2 separate regions of the Homo sapiens genome follow, and region 1 is linked to region 2. A link is a contact called in ENCODE Hi-C or POLR2A ChIA-PET data. All regions are on one chromosome and are shown on one strand. The core of a region is the stretch at or near the end of the contact, and the rest is flanking DNA. Distances in the headings are between cores, read along the strand shown. Region 1 holds the start of PCGF6 (polycomb group ring finger 6). Region 2 holds the start of KAZALD1 (Kazal type serine peptidase inhibitor domain 1).

The links. A loop is a pair of places that touch in the nucleus more often than their neighbours do. ChIA-PET counts read pairs that join two places held with the same protein, here RNA polymerase II (POLR2A). Pooled maps may share reads with other maps.
Region 1: a pooled map shows a loop between it and region 2 (23-fold over the local background). The contact joins the promoter of PCGF6 here to the promoter of KAZALD1 in region 2. A Hi-C loop is called at or near these places in 1 of 168 maps with a recorded cell type or tissue (naive thymus-derived CD4-positive, alpha-beta T cell) and 7 of 50 pooled maps. POLR2A ChIA-PET finds 5 or more read pairs at or near these places in 1 of 52 experiments (activated T-cell).

Annotation. Positions count from the first base shown.
Region 1 is chr10:103,349,778-103,355,487 of GRCh38, reverse strand. PCGF6 (polycomb group ring finger 6) reads left to right here and starts at 4,348. Exons shown (of 10, transcript NM_001011663.2): 1 at 4,348-4,781. The coding sequence starts at 4,422. RefSeq lists enhancers at 439-993, 4,615-5,120 and a silencer at 4,220-4,449.
Region 2 is chr10:101,057,948-101,064,065 of GRCh38, reverse strand. KAZALD1 (Kazal type serine peptidase inhibitor domain 1) reads right to left here and starts at 2,077. Exons shown (of 5, transcript NM_030929.5): 1 at 1,951-2,077; 2 at 963-1,524. The coding sequence starts at 1,473. It overlaps LOC107984262 (a long non-coding RNA gene), which reads left to right and starts at 3,315. Exons shown (of 2, transcript XR_001747569.3): 1 at 3,315-3,956; 2 at 4,410-5,471. RefSeq lists silencers at 1,363-1,412, 2,593-3,012 and enhancers at 1,325-2,213, 3,140-3,434.

The DNA.
Region 1 (5,710 bases), core at 3,099-5,598, 2.3 Mb before region 2:
CTTCCCAAACTGAAACTCCAAACCCGTAAAACAGAAACTCTCCATTCCTCCTCTGCCCAGCTCCTGGTAACCAGGATTTTACTTTCTGCCTGTATGACCTTAACCACCCTAGGTATCGCATATAAGTGGAATCATATAGTATTTGTCTTTTTTTTTTTTTTTTTGAGGTGGAGTCTCACTCTGTTGCCCAGGCTGAAGTGTAGTGGTGTGATCTTGGCTGGGATTACAGGCTCATGCCAACATGTCTGGCTAATTTATATATATAATTATTTTATTTTATTTTATTTTGAGATGGAGTTTCACTCTTGTTGCCCAGGCTAGAGTACAATGGCGCGATCTCGGCTCACTGCAACCTCCTCCTCCCGAGTTCAAGCGATTCTCCTGTCTCAGCCTCCCAAGTAGCTGGGATTAGAGGTGTGTACCACCACGCCTAGCTAATTTTGTATTTTTAGTAGAGACAGGGTTTCATCATATTGGTCAGGCTGGTCTCGAACTCCAGACCTCAGGTGATCTGCCCGCCTTGGCCTCCCAAAGTGCTGGGATTACAGGCGTGAACCATCTCCTCCGGCCTATTTTTTATATTTTTGGTAGAGACAGGATTTCACCATGTTGGCCAGGCTGGTCTCAAACTCCTGACCTCAAGTGATCTGCCCGCCTCTACTTCCCAAAGTACTAGGATTACAGACATGAGTAGCCTCCTTGTGGTTTTGATTTGCATTTCTTTAATGATTAGTGATACTTAGCAGTTTTTCATATGCTGATTGGCCATTGCTGCTGCTTTTTTTTTTTTTTTTTTTTTTGAGACAGTCTTGCTCTGTCGCCCAGGCTGGAGGGCAGTGGCATGATCTTGGCTTACTGCAAACTCTGCCTCCTGGGTTCAAGTGATTCTCCTGTCTCAGCCTCCTGAGTAGCTGGGACTACAAGCGCATGCCACCATGCCCGGCTAATTTTTGTATTTTTAGTAGAGACAGGGTTTCACCATGTTGGCCAGACTGGTCTCAAACTCCTGACCTCAAGTGATCCGCCAGCCCACCTTAGCCTCCCAAAGTGCTGGGATTATGGACGTGAGCCACTGCGCCTGGCCCATTGCTTCATTTTTTATGAAATAATAAAATGTGGCTAAATAATATTCCACTGAGTGGATCAATGAGATTTTATTTACCCATTATCAGTTGATGGATATTGGAGTTCATTCTAATTATTTGTTACTATGAATAATGTTGGTATGAGCATTCATGTAAGAGTTCTTGTGTGAACATATGTTTTAATTTTTCTTTATATACCTAGGAGTGGAATTGCTGGCTCACATGGTAACTTTATGTTCAACCTTTTGAGAACTGCCAGAATGTTTCTCAAAGTTGCTGCACCATTTGACATTCTCACCAGCTATGTGTGAGGGTTCCCATTTCTCTACAACCTCCACAAAACTTTTTATTATCTGTTTATTATTATAGCCATCCTAATGGGTGAAGTAGGCCGGGCACAGTGGCTCACACCTGTAATCCCAGCACTTTGGGAGGTAGAGGCAGATGGATCACTTGAGGTCAGGAGCTCGAGACCAGCTTGACCAACATGGCAAAACCACATGTCTACAAAAAATAGCTGGGTGTGGTGGCATACTTCTGTAGTCCTAGCTACTGAGAGGCCAAGGCACGAGAACTGCTTGAAGCCAGGAGTCAGTGGTGGCAGTGAGACGAGATCATGCCACTGCACTCTGGCCTGGGCAACAGAGCGAGACTCTGTCTCAAAAAAAAAAAAAAAAAAACCTAATAGGGTGAACTAGCATATTATTGTAATTTTGATTTGCATTTCCCTGAAGACTTATGATGTTGACCATCTTTTCTTATGCTTATTGATATAGTCTCTTTGGAAAAATGTTTATTCAGATTCTTTGTCCATTTTGAAATTGGATTGCATGTTTTGTTTTTGTTTTTGAGATGAGCTGTCACTGTGTTGCCCAGGCTGTTCTTGAACTCTGACTATGTGGAATTACTGTAGAGCTCCACCAACATCCACTTGAGGCACTCTTTTTCAATACTATAGTCGTTTTTATTTCCAGCCCTCTGGAGTCTACACCTCCTCCATGTTTTAGAAGACATTTTCTTCCTTCCATTCCTTCTTGGGTCTTGCAGACTTCAGTATCTCAAACTTGACCAGACGTTGGGACTGGAGAAGGAGAGGTGGGGTCTGGTCCAGAAGCAATGGGAATACTTAACTTGGTTCACTGTTCCCCAAGGAAACACCATGACTTGATTTCCTCATCAATTCCCTAGACAACACATTCAGCATTTTCTTTTTTTTGTTGTTGTTAGACCGGGTCTCGCTCTGGCGCCCAGGCTGGCAATGAGCTACCACCCCTGGCACACATTCAGCTATTTTATTTTATTTTATTGTATTTTAATTTTTTGAGACGGAGTCTCACTCTGTCGCCCAGGCTGGGGTGCAGTGGTGCGATCTCGGCTCACTGCAACCTTCGCCTCCCGGGTTCAAGTGATTCTCCTGCCTCAGCCTCCTGAGTAGCTGGGATTACAAGTGTGCACCACCATGCCCGGCTAATTTTCGTATTTTTAGTAGAGATGGAGTTTCACCATGTTGGTCAGGCTGGTCTCAAACTCCTGACCTCGTTACCCGCCCAACTCAGCCTCCCAAAGCATTGGGATTACAGGCATGAGCCACCTCGCTTGGCCATATTTTTAAAATTTATTTTTTTTTTGAGATGGAGTCTTGCTCTTGTTGCCCAGGCTGGAGTGCAGTGGTGTGATCTCGGCTCACCGCAACCTCCACCTCGTCTGTGTTCAAGTGATTCTCCTGCCTCAGCCTCTCGAGTAGCTGGGATTACAGGCATGCGCCACCATGCCCGGCTAATTTTGTATTTTTAGTAGAGATGGGGTTTCTCCATGTTGGTCAGGCTGGTCTCTAACTCCCAACCTCAGGCAATCCGCTTGCCTCAGCCTCCCAAAGTGCTGGGATTACAGGCGGGAGCCACTGTGCCTGGTCACATTCAGCTCTTAAATGTGACTTTGCCAGGCATTATTTGATTAGGAGCATTTGACTTCCCGAATCTTTCTTGCAGGCATCGTGACATTAGCTGGCATTATCTTAGCAAGGATAATGGTTTTTTTGTTTTTTGTTTTGTTTTGTTTTGTTTTGTTTTGTTTTGAGATGGAGTCTCACTCTGTAGCCCAGGCTGGAGTGCAGTGGCACGATCTTAGCTCACTGCAAGCTCCGCCTCCTGGGCTCAAGTGATTCTTCTGCCTTAGCCTCCCAAGTAGCTGGGATTACAGGCACGCGCCACCATGCCCAGCTAATTTTTGTATTTTTAGTAGAGACGGGGTTTCACCATGTTGGCTAGGCTGGTCTTGAACTCCTGACCTCATGATCTGCGCGCCTCGGCCTCCCAAAGTGCTGGGATTACAGGTGTGAGCCACCGCGCCCGGACTAGCAAGAATAATGTTAAGCCAACTCCAAACCTCTCTTAATAAAATTGGGCAATGGGGTGGGTTGTACCTGGGTGGGTCTGAGTTTCTGCTACAGTAGGCCCTCAATAAATGTTTGTTGGGCCCGGCGCCCTGGCTCAGGCCTGTAACCCAACACTTTGGGAGGCTGAGGCGGGTGGATCACCTGAGATCAGAAGTTTGAGACTAGCCTGGTCAACATGGTGAAACCCTGTCTCTACTGAAAATACAAAAGTTAGCTGGGCGTGGTGGCAGGCGCCAGTAGTCCCAGCTGCTTGGGAGCCTGAGGCAGAATCGCTTGGACCCGGGAGGCGGAGGTTGCAAGTGAGCGCCACTGCACTCCTGCCTGAGCGACAAGAGCGAAACTGTCTCAAAAAAAAAAAAAAAAAGCTTTTCGAATTCAATATAATGGGCTTTATGGGATGGGGTGACATGGATGATCTTTGAGTAGTGATTAGATTTTCACCTTGTATCAATACACTATATAATTCCTTAAAATAAATAAACGTACATACTTCAGAACAGGAACTTTATACTTCCTAAGGGAAATAATCTTGGATGGAGGTGATTTGCCACAGAGGAAATGCATAATTGGTACTCAAGTGGAAATGATTATTATTTGTGATGCAACGTCACATGCTACCTAGTTCAGTGCTCTGTGAATTAGGTGATGCAAACAGAATATTGTTGCTTGGAACGGTAGCAATTTTGCTGTTTTTAAAAGGCGGCGAAGAGAGCGTCCCCTTCCAAGGAGAAAATCTGGTGAGATTCCTTTAAAGTGCGGCCCGCGCGCCCCGCAGCCTGCCCCGGAGCTGCAGGGTTTGCGCCCCGCGGAGGTGAGGGCCGCTAAACCACATTTCCCGGCGAGCCCCTCAGGCTGCCGCGCCTGCGCAGTGGTGGCGTCCGAGGCCGGCCGAACTCCCGCGCTCTCCCGCCGCCTCGCCTCGCCTGGTGTCTCTCCCGACCATGGAGGGGGTCGCGGTGGTGACGGCGGGCAGCGTAGGCGCTGCCAAAACCGAGGGAGCTGCAGCCTTGCCGCCTCCGCCTCCTGTCTCCCCGCCCGCCCTCACCCCTGCACCCGCAGCGGGTGAGGAGGGACCGGCGCCTCTGTCTGAGACGGGGGCTCCCGGCTGCTCCGGCTCCCGGCCCCCTGAGCTGGAGCCGGAGCGCAGCCTGGGCCGCTTCAGAGGCCGCTTCGAGGACGAGGACGAGGAGTTGGAAGAAGAAGAGGAGCTGGAGGAGGAAGAAGAGGAGGAGGAGGAGGACATGAGTCACTTCTCGTTGAGGCTGGAGGGAGGCCGGCAGGACTCGGAGGACGAGGAGGAGGTATTTAGAGCCCCCGCGCGACCCCGCTGGGCCCAAGCGGCGTCAGGGACGTAGCTGGCCCTCGTCTGCCGGGCGCCGGCCCGATCCTAGTGCGCCGCCGCCGCGCGGAGCACTGGAGCGGACCTCCCCCGACCTCTGCCCCGGCTGCCTAGGCGTGTGGCGCCGACAGGCCTCCGGCCCGGCCTGGGTCTTTACCCGCTTATTTTGTGAAGTTCTTGCAGGTCACTTAGGCTCTGCGAGTCCAACTCATTCGTTCTGTTAATAATTATAATTATTTTGAGACAGGGTCTCCCAGGCTGGAGTGCAGTGGCGCGACCATGGCTCACTGCAGCCTCCAACTCCTGGCCTCAGGCGATCCTCCCGCCTCAGCCTCCGGAGTAGCTGGGACTACAGGCACGCGCCACCACGCCGGGCTAATTAAACATTTTTTTTTTTTTTTGTAGCGAGGAGGGCTCCCTATGTTCCCAGGCTGTTCTCGAACTCCTGGGTTCAAGAGATTCTCCCTCTCTGGCCTTCCGAAAGATTACATGCGTGAGCCACGTTGCCTGTCCTGTATAATTATTGAAGCTACTGCTTACTAGGCAGTAAAGATCCTTTTGTTTTGTTTTGTTTTGTTTTGTTTTTGAGACGGAGTCTCGCTCTGTCGCCCAGGCTGGAGTGCAGTGGCGCGATCTCGGCTCACTGCAACCTCCGCCTCCCAGGTTCAAGCGATTCTCCAGCCTCAGCCTTTAGAGTAGCTGGGACTACAAGGCGCCCGCCACCACGCCCGGCTTATTTTTTGTATTTTTAGTAGAGACGGGGTTTCACCGTGTTAGCCAGGATGGTCTCGATCTCCTGACCTCGTGATCCGCCCGCCTCGGCCTCCCAAAGTGCTGGGATTACAGGCGTGAGCCACTGCGCCCAGCGTAAAGATCCTTTTGAAACAATAA
Region 2 (6,118 bases), core at 828-3,327:
CCACGCAGACGTGGAGATAGGTATACATGCACATGTGCACATAGAACCTCATGCAGACCCAATGCACAAACAAGCACACACATCTACATTGTAGCTTGGCAGCCACTCTGTCCCTAACTGCTCCCCTGTCCTCATTTCACCCTCCCCAGCCTTTCCTGCGTGCCTGTAATCAAAACCTTCCAGATCCCCCTTCCCCTTTTCTAAACAGGCCCAGTTCCCAAAGGAGGAAAAGCAGCCGTTCCCTCCTCAGTACCCCCTGGGGGAGTCCTGCGGCAAGGCAGAGAACCTGAAGCTGGACTTGTGCGACAGGCAGGAAGCCTGCAGGAGTGGAGGAAATTGCTGGGACCCCCACGGGGTGTTTGTTTTCTGGCTGCCCCAGCCGAGCCAGACGCAGAGCCCGGGCTCAGGAAGTGAAAGTTACTAAAGCTACCAAGGAAAGCTAGAGGCCTGAATGGACCCCAGTCCCCAGGGATAGAGAAAGAACTTCCCGCTCCCCTTCACTAATCCCTAAAAGCAGGAGAAAGCAGAGAGGTGGGGAGACTGGGTGAACAAACTGCTCTAAGAATGAAACGTGATTGCATCTCACAGGAACCCGTCTTGCTGCCTGGACTCCACTGGTCTGGGAAAAGTCGGGGGGGTCTCTGAGCAAACCATAGGTTATGTGCCTGCGCCCTCAGAGGACCTGTCTCTCCCTGCCAGCCAGCTCTGGAGCTTTCACGTGGTTCAGCGAATGCAGCTTGCTGACGAAGCCCGGGACTCCCACTCCACTCCACCCCCCACCCCCACCTTAAGGTGGCAGCTTTTATGAACCAGTAGCGAGAGCAGGGTTTTATACTGGACTCGAGGCCTCTATAGCCTTATCTTTTTTGCTCTGCTGGCCAGAGACCAATGCTGTCAGGGGTCGGGGAGCAGTGCCTCTAGGAAACCTAAGTGCTGGGGTGGGGGCCCCGGGCCATGCGTACCCGATTCGCAGGGCCCCGGGTGTGCCACAGTGAGGTTGGCATCGGGCCGAGCGCGGGCCGCCTCCTGCAGGCGGCAGATCTGGGAGTAGGTGTGACCGTCGGACCCGCAGAGCGGACTCTGCGAACGACAGGCACACAGAGGTTCCGGCACCTCTCCGCGGCTCAGGTCGCCGCCTGTGTCCAGCCGGCACTCAAGCTGCTCGCCGCAGTGCCCGTAGAAGTGAGCACTGGGGTCCAGGTCGCAGAGCTGGCCCTCGAGGTTGGCGCATTCCCAGCAGCAGCCGCACGCGTCGCGCACCCTGCCCGCCAGGCAGCCCCGCGGCGCGGCGCACTCTTCTGGCCGGCAGGGAGCGCAGCCCTCGCCCTCCGCTAGCAGCCGCATCCAGCCGCGCCGCAGGTAATCTGGGCCTGGGGATGGCCTTGCGCCGGTCGGGGGCGGCGTCAGCACCACCAGCAGTAGCAGGAGCACAGGCAGCGCCAAGGCAGCTGCGGGCCGCGGCGGCGGCAGCATGGTTAGCGGGAAGCCCTGCGAGCACTCGGGGCATCAGCGCGTTCGGGCACCCTGCCAGGAAGGGAAGCCAGGTCAGGAGGTCAGAAACAGGGCCTGTGCCGAAAGACCAACCTCACTGCTTCTTGTACCAAAGCATGACACTAGCATCGCCCCCTCCCCTGCTACCAAGTAGCCTCCCCCAACACACAGGCCTAGTGACCCTCTAGGGATTATCCAGTTATGGCAGTTAGCAATCAGTTGGGCTGTTCTTGGGAGGGCTGGGAGTGAAGAGAGGTGAGGAAAGGGTGATAAGGCTCAGGCGCACGCACACCCACCACCAGCACCACTTCCGTGCACCACCCGACTCCGATCCCTGGCCCCTGAGCATCCTTGCCCAAAGAGAATGGGTGGCTCCAGAAGTAAGAAGCTGCTAATGGGGGGTGAGAACTGGGGGGGCTGATGCCGCCTCGCTTATGGCCTGGGGCACAGAGTGCTCACCTAGTGTCCGGAACTAGACCCTTCGCAGCAGCCGTGATTCGAGTCCGAAAGAAAAGGTTATGGAAAGAAAGCAGAGGCGCAGTCAGCCGGGCCCGCCGGCCACCTCTGCTCCGTCCTGAGGACTTCTGAGAGAGCCCACGAACTTGGATTCAGAAAGCAGCTCCTCCGGCCCCCTCTCTCCGCCCCTCGACTTCGCGCACCCGCCTTCCCACTAGTTCTAAGGCTGCCAATTTTATGTAGCCGCATGGGACCCTCCCGGGTCATTTCCCCCAGCCTGGCCCAAAGTCACAATGCGAGCAGAGGAGCCGTAACCAGACACCGAGGCTGGGAGAGAGGAAGGGGGTGAGGACCGGAGGCGGGGAGTGGGGGTAGGAGTTTGGCTGGGAAGCTCAAAGTGTTGGCTGAACGGCTAGGCCCTGTCCCATCTGATTTTACAGTCCCTGGCGTCGGCGAGGGCAGCTGCATAAGGGGGAGGCGGCAGGAGCTCTGGTGCCAAGTCATTTTACGTCGATGTCGGGGCGCTCCTGGAGGGCAGGACCAACCACCTTCGTCTCCCCGCAGCCCAGGGCTGGTTCCCGGGAGCGACCGCAGGCTTGCCCACCCAGCTGCCCCACCAAGGCGCGGACAGACTGGGCGCCTACATCCGCCTTCCCTCATCTGGCCTCCTTCTTCCTCCCCACATCCGGCAGGTGCTGCGACCCGCGGGTGAGCCGGGTGATTCGAGGTCGGAGCCGACCAGCGGCCGCAGGGAGAGGCGGGCTGGCGCCTCCCCGGCGGGCGTCCCTCGGGTCGGGATTACAGGTTACGGTTGCGAGGCTGGCAGGGCCGGAGACACTCGGCCTCGCGGCCGCCACCACCGCCACCGTGGCACTTTGGGCCGGGGGCGGGGAGGAGAGCATTCCTAGGGGCCCGCCAGCCAAACCCGGGTCGGGCAGGCCCCGCCCCGGCCGGCCCCAAGCGGCTCACAGAAGCCTTGGCGCAGTCCAGCTCGCGGGGGGATGGGCGAGGGTGGGGGGCAGAAATAGCAATCTGCAGCCGGCAAGGGGGCGGCACTTAGTCAGGCTCCGCCCACAAGACCCGGCTGCCGTCCCCGCCCGCCTGCGCGGGATCGACTCCGCATGCGCACTGGAGCCTCGGAATACAGCCAGGACTCTCCCGTCGGAATGCGCCCCTAAGTTGGGCCAAGCCCATTCATTCAGGGGCTCCCGAGCCACGTAGGCGCCATCCCTGGCCAGAGGGGTTCTGAGGAGGTGGGCAAGGGCAGACACTCTCTCCCGGTCTCAAATTCGAAATAGGGACTAGAAGGGAACTTCACGCGAGGCCTCGCAACTGTCGCGAGAATCAGAACAGGAAATCTAGGAACCGAGAACACTAAGAGCCCGCGGATTTTAAACAGGAAAAAGAAAGGGCGGAGCAAACTCTGGCGGATAGTTGTGAGTAATCCCTGGTCCTTGGAATAAGTGTCGACCTGAGACAGAAGGGGAACTGTCAGAGAGCTGCCGGAGACCCTGAAAAAGGCCAGAGACGGGGACTTGTGGGGCTGACGAATGGAATCACCCAAGGAGAGGTCTCTGACTCTAACAAAACACCTTGGGGACGGAGCTCCTTGGCTGGGATACAGAGCAGACAAGTCCGGGATCTTTTAGTGAATTGCTGCCGGCTTCTAAGGCCTGGAGCAGATATTCAACAACAAACTCCACGGACCTAGAAACTCTCCACTTATCCTACTATTGTAGACGGTGGCTTACTTTTAGTCTTCCCTATGCTCTAAGCTTCTGGTAGTAGGAATCGTGCCTAACTCACTACTGTATCTTGTGAACCTAGCCCCGCGCCTGGTGGCACGTCAAATTCTCGGTAAATATTTGTGGATTAAATGTGAAAGACTGCCTGAGTGTTTAACCTGGATTTTCTGAGTCGCTGATGGAGAACAGTAGGTAGACGGGGAACCAGCGCCCTCTGGTGGGCTTGTGGTTCGTGACGAGAACATGCTGGAACCGTGCATCCAGGTAGGCACAAAGATAATAAAAGGGGATCCGCTGTTATTAAGTAGAGATTTTGTTACATTAAAACCCTACATACCGTAAAAATGCTTTTAGAAGGGAGTTTTTTGAATAGGACACAACTTGAAAGTTTAGATACATTCCCCGATCCTCAACATCCCATACTTTATCCATCAAGGCTCCAAAATATTCAGTAACACCTATGCGCATCATACATAGTAAAGAGATAGCAAATGATTTTGCGTATATATACTTTGAAAATGTTTACTCGGTTTTGTGCAAAACAGGCCAAAGGGAAGGGATTTTCTAGCCTAGATGATGTGAATACTGCTAGGGAGAGGAGCCAGGTGGCAGCATCCTTTGCATTTAATGAGGGAGACTAGATCCAGATGGGCAGGGTGAAGTTGAAATTTGTTGAATAATAGATGGTCCCGCCTCTTTTTTCCCCTTTTCCTGCAGATGCTTGTATTGAAGAAGGAATGAGGTATAGAATGTAGTTTTCTTTCCACTGTGAAGCCCTGTGTTCACAAGATTATCATACGTTCACTTTCAGTCACTGACACATGAAATAACTGAAGTATAATGACAGAATGATGAGCTGGAGTGTGGTGGTGCACGCCTGTAGCACCAGCTACTTGGGAGACTGAGGCAGTAGGATCCCTTGAGCTCAAGGGTTCGAGAGACCATGTCTCTTTAAAAATAGAAGTTTAGGGCCAGGCGTGGTGGCTCATACCTCTTAATCCCAGCACTTTGGGAGGCGGAGGCGGGTGGATCACCTGAGGTCAGGAGCTTGAGACCAGCCTGGTCAATATGGTGAAACCCTGTCTCTACTAAAAATACAAAAATTAGCCCAGCGTGGTGGTGCACGCCTGTAATCCCAGCTACTCAGGAGGCTGAGGCAGGAGAATCGCTTGAATCTGGGAGGCAGAGGTTGCAGTGAGCCCAGATCACGCCACTGCACTCCAGCCTGGGTGACAGAGCAAGACCCCCTCTCAAAAAATAAAAATAAAAAATAGAATTTTAAAAATAAAAGAGTGAAAAGAGCCCTATACAGATGAACAACAAAAGATGAAACAAGGCATACAGTCATTGTTTAATTTGGTAAAGAAAAGAAATTACTTCAAATGATCCACATATTTCAACCTGTCACTTCACAAACCCTGTTTTGACACAGCTGGTGAAAATAGTAGAGTTGCAACTTTGAGGAAGAAGCAGGAATGAAACAAATGGTCCATACTGACCTATTAAAGACGGATATGGAGAAATTGTGCTTCCTGTGAATATTAGAATTGGTTGATTAAAAAAAAAACCTCAACATAGATAATTAAAATGGAATACTTTGTAGCTACCAACTATGACAAATAGGTAAACTCAAAATAATGTATGTAGGAAACAAAGTGAAAAGTATGTATGGAAAAATAAGGTTAAGAGAAAAGAAGAAGTATATGGATACTGATCACAACTGTATGTGTATTTATCATCTATATCATCAATAAACATCCTAAGAGAATTTGGAATGAGGCTAATGGTTGAGTGTAATACTCACTACTGCTTTATAAGTTATTTTTCCTTTTTTTTTTTTTTTTTTTTGAGACAGAGTCTAGCTTTATCGCCCAGGCTGGAGTACAGTGGCGCAATCTCAGCTCACTGCAACCTCGGCCTCCCGGGTTCAAGCGATCCTCCTACCTCAGCCTCCTGAGTAGCCACCTGGCTAATTTTTTTTTTTTTTTTTTTTTTTTTTTAAGTAGAGACAGGGTTTTGTCATGTTGGCCAGGCTGGTCTTGAACTCCTGACCTCAAGTGATCTGCTCACCTTGGCTTCCTAGTAGAGGCTATTTTTATAGGTAAATTAGAATGTCAAGATAAATGTAGCAAAGCTGGGGTGGCCAGGTAAAAAGATTGGCTGGGCACAGTGGTTCATGCCTGTAATCCCAGCCCTTTGGGAGACCAAGGTGGGCGGATCACCTGAGGTCAGGAGTTCGAGACCAGCCTGGCCAACATGGCAAAACCCCATCTCTATTAAAAATACAAAAATTAGCTGGTTATGGTGGCGCATGCGTATAATCCCAGCTACTTGGGAGGCTGAGACAGTAGAATCGCTTGAACCCAGGAGGCGGAGGTTGCAGTGAACCGAGATCGCGCCACCACGCCAACCTAGGTGACAGAGCA